Linked DNA regions of Homo sapiens: region 1 is linked to region 2. Evidence: chromatin loops called from intact Hi-C (ENCODE). Cell type or tissue: PC-9. All regions are shown on one strand. Each heading gives the region's core, and the rest is flanking DNA. Links, peaks and the distances in the headings are about the cores only.

Evidence for each region. A loop is a pair of places that touch in the nucleus more often than their neighbours do. Peaks named below come from ENCODE experiments on the same cell type or tissue, not always from the same donor. Only the 100,000 strongest peaks of a DNase experiment are listed, where the experiment ranks them.
Region 1: it touches region 2 in a loop (5-fold over the local background); 89 of 110 quality-filtered maps call a loop at or near these places.

The regions. Positions count from the first base shown.
Region 1 is chr11:111,561,487-111,567,796 of GRCh38, reverse strand. It overlaps LAYN (layilin), which reads right to left. Exons shown (of 7, transcript NM_178834.5): 7 at 6,052-6,310. Among named protein-coding and RNA genes, the nearest start is that of LAYN, 24 kb to the right of the region's middle. RefSeq lists an enhancer at 2,332-2,835 and a silencer at 5,499-5,793. In PC-9, for the core only: CTCF peaks have their summits at 2,270 and 2,471 (motif pointing left); a DNase peak (open chromatin) is centred at 2,466.
Region 2 is chr11:111,836,669-111,843,983 of GRCh38, reverse strand. ALG9 (ALG9 alpha-1,2-mannosyltransferase) reads left to right here. Exons shown (of 15, transcript NM_024740.2): 10 at 3,175-3,329; 11 at 5,585-5,735; 12 at 6,369-6,516. Among named protein-coding and RNA genes, the nearest start is that of ALG9, 31 kb to the left of the region's middle. RefSeq lists an enhancer at 4,481-4,982. In PC-9, for the core only: CTCF peaks have their summits at 2,128 and 2,329 (motif pointing right); DNase peaks (open chromatin) are centred at 2,443 and 3,653; H3K27ac peaks cover 3,531 bases.

The DNA of each region.
Region 1 (6,310 bases), core at 106-4,105, 280 kb after region 2:
AACCCTGGCAGGCAATACAATTGTCCGTGAGTATCTGCAGGATATTGGTTCCAGGGCCAGTGGATACCAAAATCCACAGATGCTCACGTCCTTGTTATAAAATGGTGTAATATTTGCATACAACCACATCTTGCTGTATATTTTATTTTATTTATTTATTTTTCGAGATAAGGTGTTGCTCTGTCACCCAGTCTGGAGTGCGGTGGTGCAATCGTAGCTCTCTGCAGTCTCGACCTCCCGGGCTCAACTGATCCTCCCACCTCAGCCTCTCTAGTAGCTGGGACCACAGGTGTGCACCACAACTCCTGGCTATTTTTTTTTTTTCTTGTAGAGATGGTGTCTCTCTGTGTTGCCCAGGCTGGTCTGGAACTCCTGGGCCCAAGCAATCCTCCTGCTTTGGCCTCCCAAAGTGCTAGGATTACAGGCTGAGCCACTACATGCAGTATACTTTAAATCGTCTCTAGATTACTTAAAATACCTAATACGATGTAAATGCTGCATAAACAATTGTTATACTGTATTGCTTAGGGAATAATGACAAGAAAAAAAAAGCCTGTACTGTACATATGCTCAGTACAAATGTAACCATCTAGGCCGAACTCCAGTAACAACATAACATTTTCTGGGTTTTTTTTCCAAATATTTCCTCTCTTTTTTAAAAATTTTTTTCTTTTTCTTAGCATTCATTTTGCTTTGTATTTTCTGAATATTTTCCATCCATGGTTGGTTGAATCCTTGGATGCAGAACCTGAGAATGAGAAGGGCAACTGTATTCCCTCCTGTTTTCTCTATCATACGTGCAATAGAACCAGCTCCAAATCCCCCTAACTGTGGACAGCACCCAGCCTACCCAGCAAGGTTGAGTCTCTTTTTGAGCCTGAGGAAGGGAAGATTTGGGATGAATTGTCTGCCAAATGTGGTAACTTTCAGAGCTGCCTATTCCAGCTAATTTATTCGACACTCTTATTCATTGCCTTGGAGGCTGGGGGTGTGGTGATGAAATAGTGAGGAGGTGTGTGGCATGCGGTAGGGGGTTAGGGGCAGTTCCTCAGCCTTAATCCTACCTAGCCAATCTCAGTCTTTAGTAAAACTAGCTGTTAGGGATTCCAGATCCCACCAAAGAAAAAGAAACAAACTACCACCAACCTGCTCTGCCCACTTTCTATTCCAAGCTTCTATACGTTCAAAAGAAAGTGGCTGAAATGTATGCACTGAGATGAGATGAAGGGGTTTTAAAGGTTATGACATCCAACCTGTTTTCCACCAGCAGGTGGAATAAGAGCCCTCTGGCAATAAGAGCCGGCACCTATATCACTTCCGTGTAGCACATTGATCAGCGAAAACTCGCACCTGGGGGCTTGGAATCCTTCCTTCTCCCAAGGGCTCACATGGTCTCTCCGTGAGCCCCTGGAGGGGTGAAGGTCTTACAGTGTTTGTTGTAAGCAGGCATCCTCCTGCGTGTCATGGAAATCCCCCTCCCTGTGACTCTCATGTCTGCCCTGGTTTTGCCCTCTGTCACTCCACAGAATGCCATGATTTTGTGGGGGAGGGCAGGATATATAAACCCATGATAGCTGGAAAGTGAGCTATAATTTACAGTAAAAACAGTATTGTTGTCTCAGTACAATTAGATTAAAAGAGTACAGGACTAATACTAGCTAGTATTTAATGAGGGCTTATCTGTTCTATTAGTTTGCTTGGGCTGCCATAACAAAGTACCACAAACTGGGTGGCTTAAACAACAGAAATGGTTTCTCATCATTCTAGAGGGTACGAGTCCAAGATCAAGATGTCAGCAGGGTTGGTTCCTTCTGAGGACGGTAAGAGAAATCTGTTTCGCACCTCTTGCCTAGTTTCTGGTGGTTTGCCAACAATCTTTGGCATTCTTTGGCTTGTAGAAGCATCACCATGATCTTTGCCTTCGTCTTCACATGGCGCTCTCCCTGTATGCATTTCTGTGTCCAAATTGCCTTTTTTTTTTGAGGACACCAGTCATTGGAACAGGGTTCCATGCTAATGACTTCATCTTAACTAAGTATATCCGAAATGACCCTATTTCCAAAAAAGGTCACATTTTTGAGGGATTTGGGGTTAGGAGTTCAATACTTTTTCTGAGGGGGGTGGTGGTGATGGATGAAATTCAACCCACAAAATGCATCAAGCACCTTATGCATATTTTGTGATTTTTATTATAGCAGCATTTCCAGGTAGGTAATGTTATCTTCATTTTAGAGATGAGGAAACCGAGGTTAAATAATGTAGTTTGTTCAAGATTGCACAGCCAGTAAGTAGCAGTAATAGGACTTAGAAACTCAACAACCTGATTCCAGAACCCAGGATTTTCACCTGCATTGTATTTTCTTATTTCTCCATATATCTTTACCTCCCTTTCTCTTTGCAGTTGCTTGCCAGAAATTGGTCATTATAATTAGGTAAAATTTCTATGCCAGCCTAATACTGCCACCTGGTGGTGAAAACAAAGCAGCCTCGAACTTCCTGGCAAAGTTGCATCAGGCAAAAATGCTGACAGGCCTTTTCCCTAATACACCAATGCTGTCAAGCAATGGTGAATTCTGCTTGATCCTACATATATATATTTTATTTATTTTTTTCAATTTTTTTTTAAGATGGAGTCTCGCTGTGTCCCCCAGGCTGGAGTGTAGTGGCACGATCTTGGCTCACTGCAACCTCCGGCTCCCTGGTTCAAGCAATTCTCCTGCCTCAGCCTCCCAAGTAGCTGAGACTACAGGCATGAGCCACTATGCCCGGCTGATTTTTGTATTTTTGGTAGAGATGGGGTTTCACCATGTTGGACAGGCTGGTCTCGAACTCCTAACCTCAGGTGATCTGCCCACCTTGGAATCCCAAAGTGCTGGAATTACAGGCGTGAGCCAGCAATTCTCATAAGGAGCACACAACCTAGATCCCTCGCATGCGCAGTTCACAATAGGGTTCGCACTCCTATGAGAATCTAATGTTGCCACTGATCTCACAGGAGGCGGAGCTCAGGCAGTATTGCTTGCTCACTGCCTGCTATGCAGCCCGGTTCCTAACAGGCCAGGGATGGGTCCCAGTCATTGGCCTGGTGGCTGGGGACCCTTGTCATACATGGTATTATTTTGTGTGTGTGTGTGTGTGTGTGTGTGTGTGTGTGTGTGTGTGTGTGTGTGTGTGTGTGTTTTGAGACGGAGTCATGCTCTGTCACCAGGCTGGAGTACAGTGGTGTGATCTCGGCTCACTGCAACCTCTGCCTCCCAGGTTCAAGCGATTCTCCTGCCTCAGCCTCCCCAGTAGCTGGGACTACAGGTGCGTGCCACCATGCCCAGCTAATTTTTGTATCTTTAGTAGAGATGGAGTTTCACCACGTTGGCCAGGATGGTCTCGATCTCCTGACCTCGTGATCTGTCTGCCTTGGCCTCCCAAAGTGCTGGGATTACAGCCACTGCCTCCAGCCTATACATGGTATTATTCTGTTTTAAAAACCAGTTTCTCCTGGTGCCCCGGCTCTAAAGACTCATTCTAGTCACTATTTCTTTCTGCTGTTCAAATTCAAGATTCAAGAATAACTTAAGATTCTTTAGCCATTAGTTACCATTTACTGTTCTTTGGAAGAAAGAAGGAAGGGGCTGTACAGAATAATTGGCTTTGTTGCTTCTCCATCTCTGGGCTTGCAGTTTCCTAGACCTTATTTGACACTTCTGTCTTCAGTTTGCTATCCACCATTAGGTGTGTCTTACTACAAGCTCAGAAGTAATGTGGGCATAACATGCTTAACAAATTAGAAAAAGAATCATATTGAATAATTTTAGAACTGGAAGTCACCTTAGATCACACAACCTATTTGCGTTCTCACAGGGGAGGGATGGGAAACTGTGGAGGAAAGGAATCTCCGGATTCACTTCTGTGGGGTGGCTCACATGGCTCCCTGTAGCCTGCAAGGAAATGACAAAGGTGGGGTTTGGGGTCCTGGGCCTGAGCCTGGGGCTTGGGTACTGATTGACAGCTTTACTAATGATTTATTTTTATCTTGGATCAGAGGCTTTTAGATGCTCTCAACTCCAACATCATGGCAAACCCCTGTGTGCTGAGCTTAGATGGAAGGTGTGCTGCAAGTAATATGTTACCAACCATTCCAGTACCTGTGTTTGCAGATGCTGTTCCTTAAAGAATTTCAAACTAAGAAAAGTTGCAAATACAGGAGGTGGAGGCTGCAGTGAGCCAAGATCGCATGACCCTGCACTCCAGCCTAGGGAACAGAGCGAGACTCCGTCTCAAAAAACAAACAAACAAACAAACAAACAGGAATGCTTGTCGAGTAAAGAGACCAAAGTGGTTGTCTGATACATACATTTTATCTGTCATGTGTGTCACAGTGGAAAAAAAGGTTGGGAAATACGGTTTTAAATGGTTGTCTTCGTCCATTTCCTATTGCTTGTAACAGAATACCTAAAACTGGGTAATTTATAAAGAAACAAAATGTATTTCTTATAGTTCTGGAGGCCGAGAAGTCCAAGGTTGAGGGGCTGCATGTGGGAGCGTCTTTTTGCTGGTGGAGACTCTCTATAGAGTCCTGAGGCAGCGCAGGGCGTAACACGGTGAGGGGCCTGAGGGTGCTAGCTCAGGTCTCTGTTCCTCTTCTTATAAAGCCACAAGTCCTACTCCTGTGAAAACCCATTAATCCATGAGGGCAAAGCCCTCATGACCCAATCATCTCTTAAAGACCCCACCTGTCAATACTGCCACATTGGGGAATAAGTTTCTACATGAGGTTTTTTTTGTCTTTTTTTCTTGGTTGGTTTGTTTTTGAAACAGGATGTCACTTGTCACTCCGGCTGGAGTGCAGTGGCATGATCAGAGCTCACTGCAACCTTGACCTCTGGGCTCAAGTAATCCTTTCACCTCAGCTCCTGCATAGCTGGGACTATAGGCATGCACTACCACACCCAGCTAATTTTCTTATTTTTTGTAGAGACGGGGTCTCGTTATGTTGCCCAGCCTGGTCTTGAACTCCCGGGCTCAAGCAATCCTCCTGCCTCAGCCTCCCAAAGTGCTGGGATTACAGGCATGAGCCAACATGCCTGGCCAACCTGAGTTTTGAAGGGGGCAAACATTCAAATCATAGCAATTATGAAACAAACTTACTAAATTTCCATATGATACTAGCTTAATGAATAAGCTCAAGCTCAACGGGAACATAGCAAACCCTTAACATTTAGCAAATATTTGTTACATAAGTGAAGTGCAATTATTAGAGATAGAAATGGAGTTGGGTAAACTCAGGCTAGTAAACCTGAGGAGGAAAAAGAAAGTGAATAATTAAAATGCAGGGTAAGACTGGCTGTGTACAAACACAGAAGAGATCTCTAGGTCCCAGAAGAGACAACACATTAATGAAAAAAGGGAAGGGAAGATGCTGAGGGTCTGTTCTGATTACAACCTTACTCCCTTTATAGATTAACAGTGGGTCCTCAGTTCAAGCATGAGTGACATAAAGTAAGTTGTTAGCACAATTCACCAGCATCTGTTTACTTGTTACTATGCTTCCTTCTTGGGAGGCATTCCAATTACAATGACTCAGTTACCTCCTCCACCTAGGGGGACTGTGAAAAACAAACTTTTAAGCTGAAATATTCAAACTATTTGACATCAGTCTGAAAAGATGCATTGTTCATCCATTCAATAGACATTGATTGCCTACCCTGCAAGGTGCTGCCATGGGTTGCAGGACCCATGATGCTGACCGGCAGATAGGATTCCTACTAGCGAAGCTTGCAGTGTAATAAGGGCCAGAGTTGTGGGGCACAGTGCAGGATACAGGGCAGATGATAGAGCGAGGCTGTCTGAAGCAAGAATGGAACCTTGGGCATTTTAGAGCAGTGAATCAGTCCTTCAGGACCATGTGCTCAGTTTTTGCTTGAAATGTAACCACAAAACACACTTCCCAAAACAGGGAGTTTTGTTTCCTAGTATATTCAGTTCTGCAGTAGGGCAGATAATTTGGCAGGGATTCCAATCCACTACATTCGATACTGCTTTGACCCAGACTAGTTAACTCTAGAGGTTGGGGCTCCATATGTGAAGCAAAGTTGCTGAGCTATTAAAAAATAAGACATATGAGGAAAGGTTAAAATATGAGATTATGAAGCTGATTGAGGGAAATTGCTGGTGATTTAAATAATGGCTTTCAGACCTCCAATGTGTATATGATTGATGCTGGGCTGAGAAACTTTTCTCTGAATTTGAGGCCAAACACAATTGAAACAATGAGGTCTGTCAACAAAAGGTAGAACTGTCATCATTATTAGTCATG
Region 2 (7,315 bases), core at 325-4,324:
TTCTATCTTTTAAAGAAGTGTATATTAACCTGATAGGTTGCTTAAGGTAATCCACGAGATAGTACTTCAAACGAAAGTATAAAATCTGAACCATACAGGGATTTCCCCAAATTTGATAGTGAAGTAAGGGAAGCTTTGGACTTCCTCAGAAGCATGATGCTTTTCTTTGTTCCTTTTTGTTTCTGTGTCTGCCTTATTGGAGAAAGTTTGGTTTGTCGTTTGCTTTGCTTGCTCTGATTCTGTAGTGCACAGCTGGTGTTTTCTCAAGTTGTCGTGGCTCTGGATATCTAGTGCCTCTCATTTCTTTTATGGAAGACAGATTTGAACAGAAATTCATATGAGGTTTGGAAAAAGATTTAATTTCAGACTTTGCAGTCTGATTTGGATGCCATATGATCAGTTCCCCCATCCCACCTCCATTCTGCTTTTCTACTATTAATGGTTTATAATGAGTTCGTTGTATTATAAGAATATTAGAGCAGCCTTCAGAGTCACTTTTCTTTGGTGTTAGGACTTTTGTTTCAACGTAGCCATAATGCCATTATCCTAATAAAATTATCAGTAATTTCTTAATATCATCTAATACCCATTGATTTCCTAGATTGTCTGAAAAATAGCCTTTTATAGTTAGTTTAAAGCAGAATCTCAACAAGGGTCACGTACTGAATTTAGTGTTATATTTCTTAAGCTTTTTAAGAAGACCCCCATCTTACTTTTTTTCTTTCGAAGATTTCTTTAAAGAAACCAGGCCATCATCTTGCATAATGTCCCACATTTTAGACTCAGCTGTTTGCTCCCTTGAGGTGTTAACTTATTCCTCTATCCCTTCTATTTCTTAAGGATCACTTTTTCTTTTTTTGAAAATAGCTATTTTTCTGACTATAAAAATAATTTATGATAGCTGGGAGCAGTGGCACGTGCATATAGTTCCAGCTGCCCGGGAGGCTACGGTGGGAGGATTGCTTGAGCCCAGGAGTTCGAGACCACTCTGGGCAACATAGTGAGACCTGTGTCTCTGTTTTTAAAAACAACAATAATAATTATTTATGCTTGTGGAAAATTTGGAAATGCTTGTAACGTCAGTAAAAAAACAGGATATTAAGCTGTTCTCTACAGTATGATAAAATTTTAAGTATAAAATATTGGTTTAAAATGCATAATGTATGCACATATCTACCTAGTAAGAAAACATTTTCTGTTTTTTTCTTTATATTTTTATGTGATTTTAGAATAGAACCAATACTTTTTTAAGAGAAAAAAGACCAGGCACAGTGGCTCATGCCTATAATCCCAGTATTTTGGGAGCACGAGGTGGGAGGATTGCTTGAACCCAGGAGTTCAAGACCAGCCTGGGTGAGATAGCAAGACCCTGTCACTACGAAAAAAATTAAAAAATTAACCGGGCATGGCGATGCACACCTGTAGTCCCAGCTACTTGGGAGGCTGAGGTGGGAGGATTGCTTAAGCCTAGGAGGTCAAGGCTACAGTGAGCCATGGTTGTGCCACTATGCTCCAGCCTGGGTGACAGAGCGAGACCCTGTCTCAAGAGAAAAAAAAAGTCCCCCAAACCATAGAAAATTATTAAGAAGCAGGAAAGAAATTACTCTTGATTTCATCATATCTAGCTGTGGTTGTGATTTTGTATATTTTATGGAGGACATTTCAAAATTTTTTGCCTTATTAAAAAAAGATTACTCGTTAGCCTTTAAGGTACAGAAGAGAAAAGGACTGTTTACTTGTGGACAATAAGTGGATTTATTTTCTTCTAATTAAAAAACCCCACCTTAGGCCAGGCACAGTGGCTCACGCCTGTAATCCCAGCACTTTGAGAGGCCGAGGCGGGTGGATCACCTGAGGTCAGAAGTTCAAGACCAGCATGACCAACACTGTGAAACCCCATCTCCACTAAAAATACAACAGTTAGCCTGGTGTGTTGATGCATGCCTGTAATCCCAGCTACTAAGGAGGCTGAGGCAGGAGAATCATTCGAACCTGGGAGGTAGAGGTTGCAGTGAGCCGAGATTGTGCCACTGCACTTCAGCTTGGGTGACAGAGAGAGACTCCGTCTCAGAAAACAAAAAACAAAAAACCTCCCCCTTAAAATATACTACCTAGAAAGGTATATATTCTAAATTATTATCTAAAATCCCATAATGTCTTAGAGCAAAAGTTGAAACAAAATCTTGTTATTGTAGTTCAAGAATTTTTATCCTTAAAGAATTTCTACAGTGAAAGTGATAGCCTAGGAATGCTAAATTAGGCATAGCTAAAGTGGATCTTGACGATAATCCTGATCTTGTAAACTGGCTTACTGTTAACATGGTGGACACCAGGGGGCGCTGTCTATCTACCATTTGCCCGCATTTGCGTTGCTCATTATCACTCCTGTAAACGCAGTAGGAGATGCCTTCACTGTGGGTTGCAGGCTTATCTCTCATTTCTCATGTACCTAACCACGGGAACTTTCCAGCAGGTTCTTGGGTTTTAGTGTTCATTACATTCCTTTAATTCTTTCACATGCTTTAAGTACATTTTTGTTCCAATTTGGGGATCCGGAGTGGATGAGTATTGCAAAATGGAGAGAAAACAATCACTGAACTTCCTTTAAGAGCATTTTTATGTTTGCCTTGAAACAAACTCCGTCATTTGTGGCTTGATGAAAACCAGTAATGAATTTGAGAATCCAACAATTTTGTTTTCCTTTGATCCATGGCTATTTGAACAGACTGATTGGTGTATAGATAAGAGACACCAATTAAACAGAACATTGGAATTAAAACCCCAGAAATGAATTTATGTTATGCTTTTGGTTAAACTCAGGAACTTTTCGTCTTAGTGGCAGGACTCATTAAAGGAGACGGCTTATTTTTCCTTCATCTAACGTAGAATTTATTAAGTTCTATTAGCCATTAACTTGACATTTATATGTGTCCTAACCAAATCTAGTATTGTGCTTGTTGTTAGAGTTTAGATCTCTTGGGAGAGCTAAGGAGTATATTCTTCTCTCCTTTTGATGCCTTTATGGCATTGGAGAAAGTGTGAATACAAGAGTAGAAACATTCTATGGAGTGTCCTAGGGCATACTCCTAAATTTGAGATCAAGATAACACTAAAACTAAATATGTTGTTTTGTTCTAATATAATGAAAGATGGGTATTTTTCTGTGTCTTGCAGTTCAGAATTTAGGCCACCCGTATTGGCTTACCTTGGCTCCAATGTATATTTGGTTTATAATTTTCTTCATCCAGCCTCACAAAGAGGAGAGATTTCTTTTCCCTGTGTATCCACTTATATGTCTCTGTGGCGCTGTGGCTCTCTCTGCACTTCAGGTGAGTTTCAGGGAGAAGTGTATCTGCCTCATTCTTTTTTACTTATTAAATAATTGCTCACAAACTTAAGTGCAAATTACAGAATGCTTCCACCTAAGATATTTTATCCATAACATTAAACCTGATATAGATCATATTATTAAACCTTCTTATATTGATTGCTTAGCTGTTTACCATACTTGTATTTGCTGATTACATGTTTGCAGTGTTAATTTGTGTGTTACTTTGCCTCTGTTACCAACAGGAATCCAATTGCAGAATTCCATTCTGTGGCAGAAGTAATGGAATGTCTGCTCTTTGAACTGCTAGATCATAACAAAACTTGCTCAAGAGTTTGGGATCACAGCAGGCAGTTCACAGTATGGGGCACTTTGTAATCCTGGTTGAAAACCTGCCCAGGTCAATTCTCTGGCAGAGCTCATCTTAACTCTGTTTGAATATCTCTGTACTTACGGCTTCAGTAGCCTCAGAACCCTGTATTGCCCTCTGCTACCATTTGCAGTTGGCAGAAAAAAAATAATTAGGATGATAGGTTTTTTTCTTAACAGGTTTTTTGAGATATAATTCACAAACCATACAGTTTACCTATTTAAAGGGTATGATTCAGTGGTTTTTAGTCTATTCACAGATGTGTGCAGTTGTCACCACAGTCAGTTTTAGATCAAAAACCCTGTACCCTTTAGCTATTGTTCCCCCATTCCCTTTCTCATCTCTCACCAGCCCTAAGTAACCATTAATCTACTTTCTGTTCTTATAGATTTGCCTATTCTGAACATTTCCTATACATGGAAACATATGATATGTGGTCTTTTGTGACTGGCTTTTCTTAACATAATGTTTTCAAGGTTCATCAATATTAGGTGATAGTTTTAAAAAATAATTTTAATTATAAAAGTAATTGAACTTTATTGCAGATAATTTAGGAAGTAGTAAAAGAAAAATTAGTCACATTAACCTAACAAAAACTCCTCCCAGCATTTTTGTATATCATATACCAAGGTTTGTTATAGTTGTAATAATAAGTATACATGTAACTTTATATCCCCCCCCCCCTTTTTTTTTTTTTGAGACGGAATCTTGCTCTGTCGCCCAGGCTGGATGGAGTGCAGTGGCGCAATCTCGGCTCACTGCAAGCTCTGCCTCTCGGGTTCACACCATTCTCCTGCCTCAGTCCCCCGGGTAGCTGGGACTACAGGCGCCCGCCACCACGCCCGGCTAATTTTTGTATTTTTAGTAGAGACGGGGTTTTCACTGTGTTAGCCAGGATGGTCTCGATCTCATGACCTTGTGATCCTCCCGTCTCGGCCTCCCAAAGTGCTGGGATTACAGGCGTGAGCCACCGCACCCAGCCACTTTATATCCCTTTTAATTTAATATTGTAACATTCTCTGTGCTTATCATTTTAGTAGCTGTAGAATGTTCTGAGTTGGATATAATATATAGCATTATTATGTAATATGTAATATATTGACTTGACTTTATATAATGTAATTATTGGATATAATTCATGGTAGAATTTAGGTTGCTCATTTATTCAGTATTATGCTAGGATAAATATCTTCATTTAGATATTTAGATTGATTCCTCAGGATAGATTCCAAAAAATATGAAAAAGGTTCAAACAGATTTATGCCATTTGTTATATATTGGAAAATTGCTTTCTGTAAGTAGTTTCTGTCTAGAAGGGAAGGAAGGAAGGGAAGAAGTCTGAGTAGAAGGTACTCAAAGACAGCAGAATTCATGCATGTGTGTTTATATTATATTCATCTAGTTTGTAAAGTCATTCAGCATATAATTAAGAGCATGTTCCTAGTGTTCTATAAGGGGAATTCTTTTTTCTTATTTGGTCATGAGACCTTTTTTTGATACTAATAGCTTTGATAAAAACTTTGATAGTAAAGATTAGTACTCATTATATCAAAAACAAATTGGAATACTTTATATATCAAAACTACCAAAAAAGCATTGCTTAAATATTTAAAAAAAATAACTTATTAGGACTATAAATGCTAGCAAAATATTCAAATAATTTTCCTATGAAGCTAGTGAGATTTTATTGTTGGCAAGCCCTCTGCCTGGCCAAGACTACAGGTAGTCTTAGAGGAGTTGGCTTTTATCTTAGAGTTTGGAGTAGGTACCTCACTGTTGGCAAATGCTCAGATCCCTAATAGAACCTCTTTTTTGGCTTCGCTCTTGATGTTACTGTGATGTCTTGTAATTATGTATATTCTACAAATTATATTTTCTTTTATCAGCACAGTTTTCTGTACTTCCAGAAATGTTACCACTTTGTGTTTCAACGATATCGCCTGGAGCACTATACTGTGACATCGAATTGGCTGGCATTAGGAACTGTCTTCCTGTTTGGGCTCTTGTCATTTTCTCGCTCTGTGGCACTGTTCAGAGGTAGATCTTCTAAGAATATCTTAACCTACACTGACGAGTCACTTGCTCTTAGGTTTTACTTGATTCATGATTATATAATACATATTTGGCTTATACTAAGAAGCCATTTCTAAAAAGAGAACCTGTAGACTTAATATTAATGAGTGGCATATGACTTCTGTATCTTAGGATTGAAGAGAAGATTGAGAATTCCTTTTAGTGTGATTAACTGTACATTTTTTGTCTATTTTTGTTGTTTTTTTCTTTTAATGGATGCTGATAAATTAAGGAAGCCTTAAACTTAAAATGCAAATTTGGGCTAACATTTCATGATTATATTCTTTCTTATAATCATTGTTTGGATCCATAATATTAAAAATATGCTCAAGGAAAATGAAGGTAAAAAGAAGAAGGAGCATAGAGAGGGGCAAGAAAGCCAATTATTTTTTGCAGAATAGGGCCTCTGCTGTAACCGTGTTCCCAGCTAGAGAGACATTTTATACCTGCAGAGCAGGCTTCATGCTGGAATGGCTATGGCCCTTCCTGCCTTTTAAATTTCCTGTGGCTTACAGTGCGACATTAATGAGCAGTATAATTAAAGTGAGAATCTCATCTTACTCATCTCTGGCTCTCACTAACTGTTCTCCCTTCCAGGATATCACGGGCCCCTTGATTTGTATCCAGAATTTTACCGAATTGCTACAGACCCAACCATCCACACTGTCCCAGAAGGCAGACCTGTGAATGTCTGTGTGGGAAAAGAGTGGTATCGATTTCCCAGCAGCTTCCTTCTTCCTGACAAGTAAGTTGTCCTTTAATTCCTAGGGTTTTAAATGAAGGAGTAAATAGAGCAGTTCTATATCAGTGTCTTCTAATTTTTGTTTTCTTTTGGAGTTTTCACAGAGAGTTATTGAATTATCTACCACGTCGGAGAGCTGTGGGGCCTGTGTACTGTGTACCTGCCTCCTGTGTTCATTAGGCTTATTAGGCTGAGGGCTGGGTCTAGGTAGACATTCTGCACTGCCCATAACTGCAGGTGTCTGGGGACTTCTGAAAATGCCCTGGGTCCTAGGCTTTTGCCAGTGGCTCTTCGTGGGGATTCATATTTACATTTCTATAATGATCTGATGTTAATCCTCTTCTAAAAGTGGTCTAGAAACTCCAGCTAGAAGAGAGAAGACATTCTTGACCCAACAGTAGTGAAAGTTCTCCACCATTATGTGGACACTGGGGAAGGCTGTGGTTAAAATGTCTATACCAGTTTCCTTTATGCTTTCTGTGGTTCTGAGAGCATAGGCCCTAAAGTTCTTTGTAGTTTGCTTCATTTGGCCAGAGAAGAGTCCTGTGTAGGTTAAAGGGAAATCTGGTTAAGATGAGTCATGTTGCTCCATTTGAGAAATGGCTTCAGTAGCTTGGCTTTACTGGGTAGTAGTTTCTTATGCTTCATAAAGACCCTGTGTCAGTCATTAATGATTAAATTAAAACTTGTTTTTTAAGTGTTGACTTTAGCCTTTGCCTTTTACGTTTGAAATAGTTTTATAGATAAAGATATGTTTGAGGGTTACTCCGGAACAAAGTATTTCTCCCATAGTGTGTTCTCA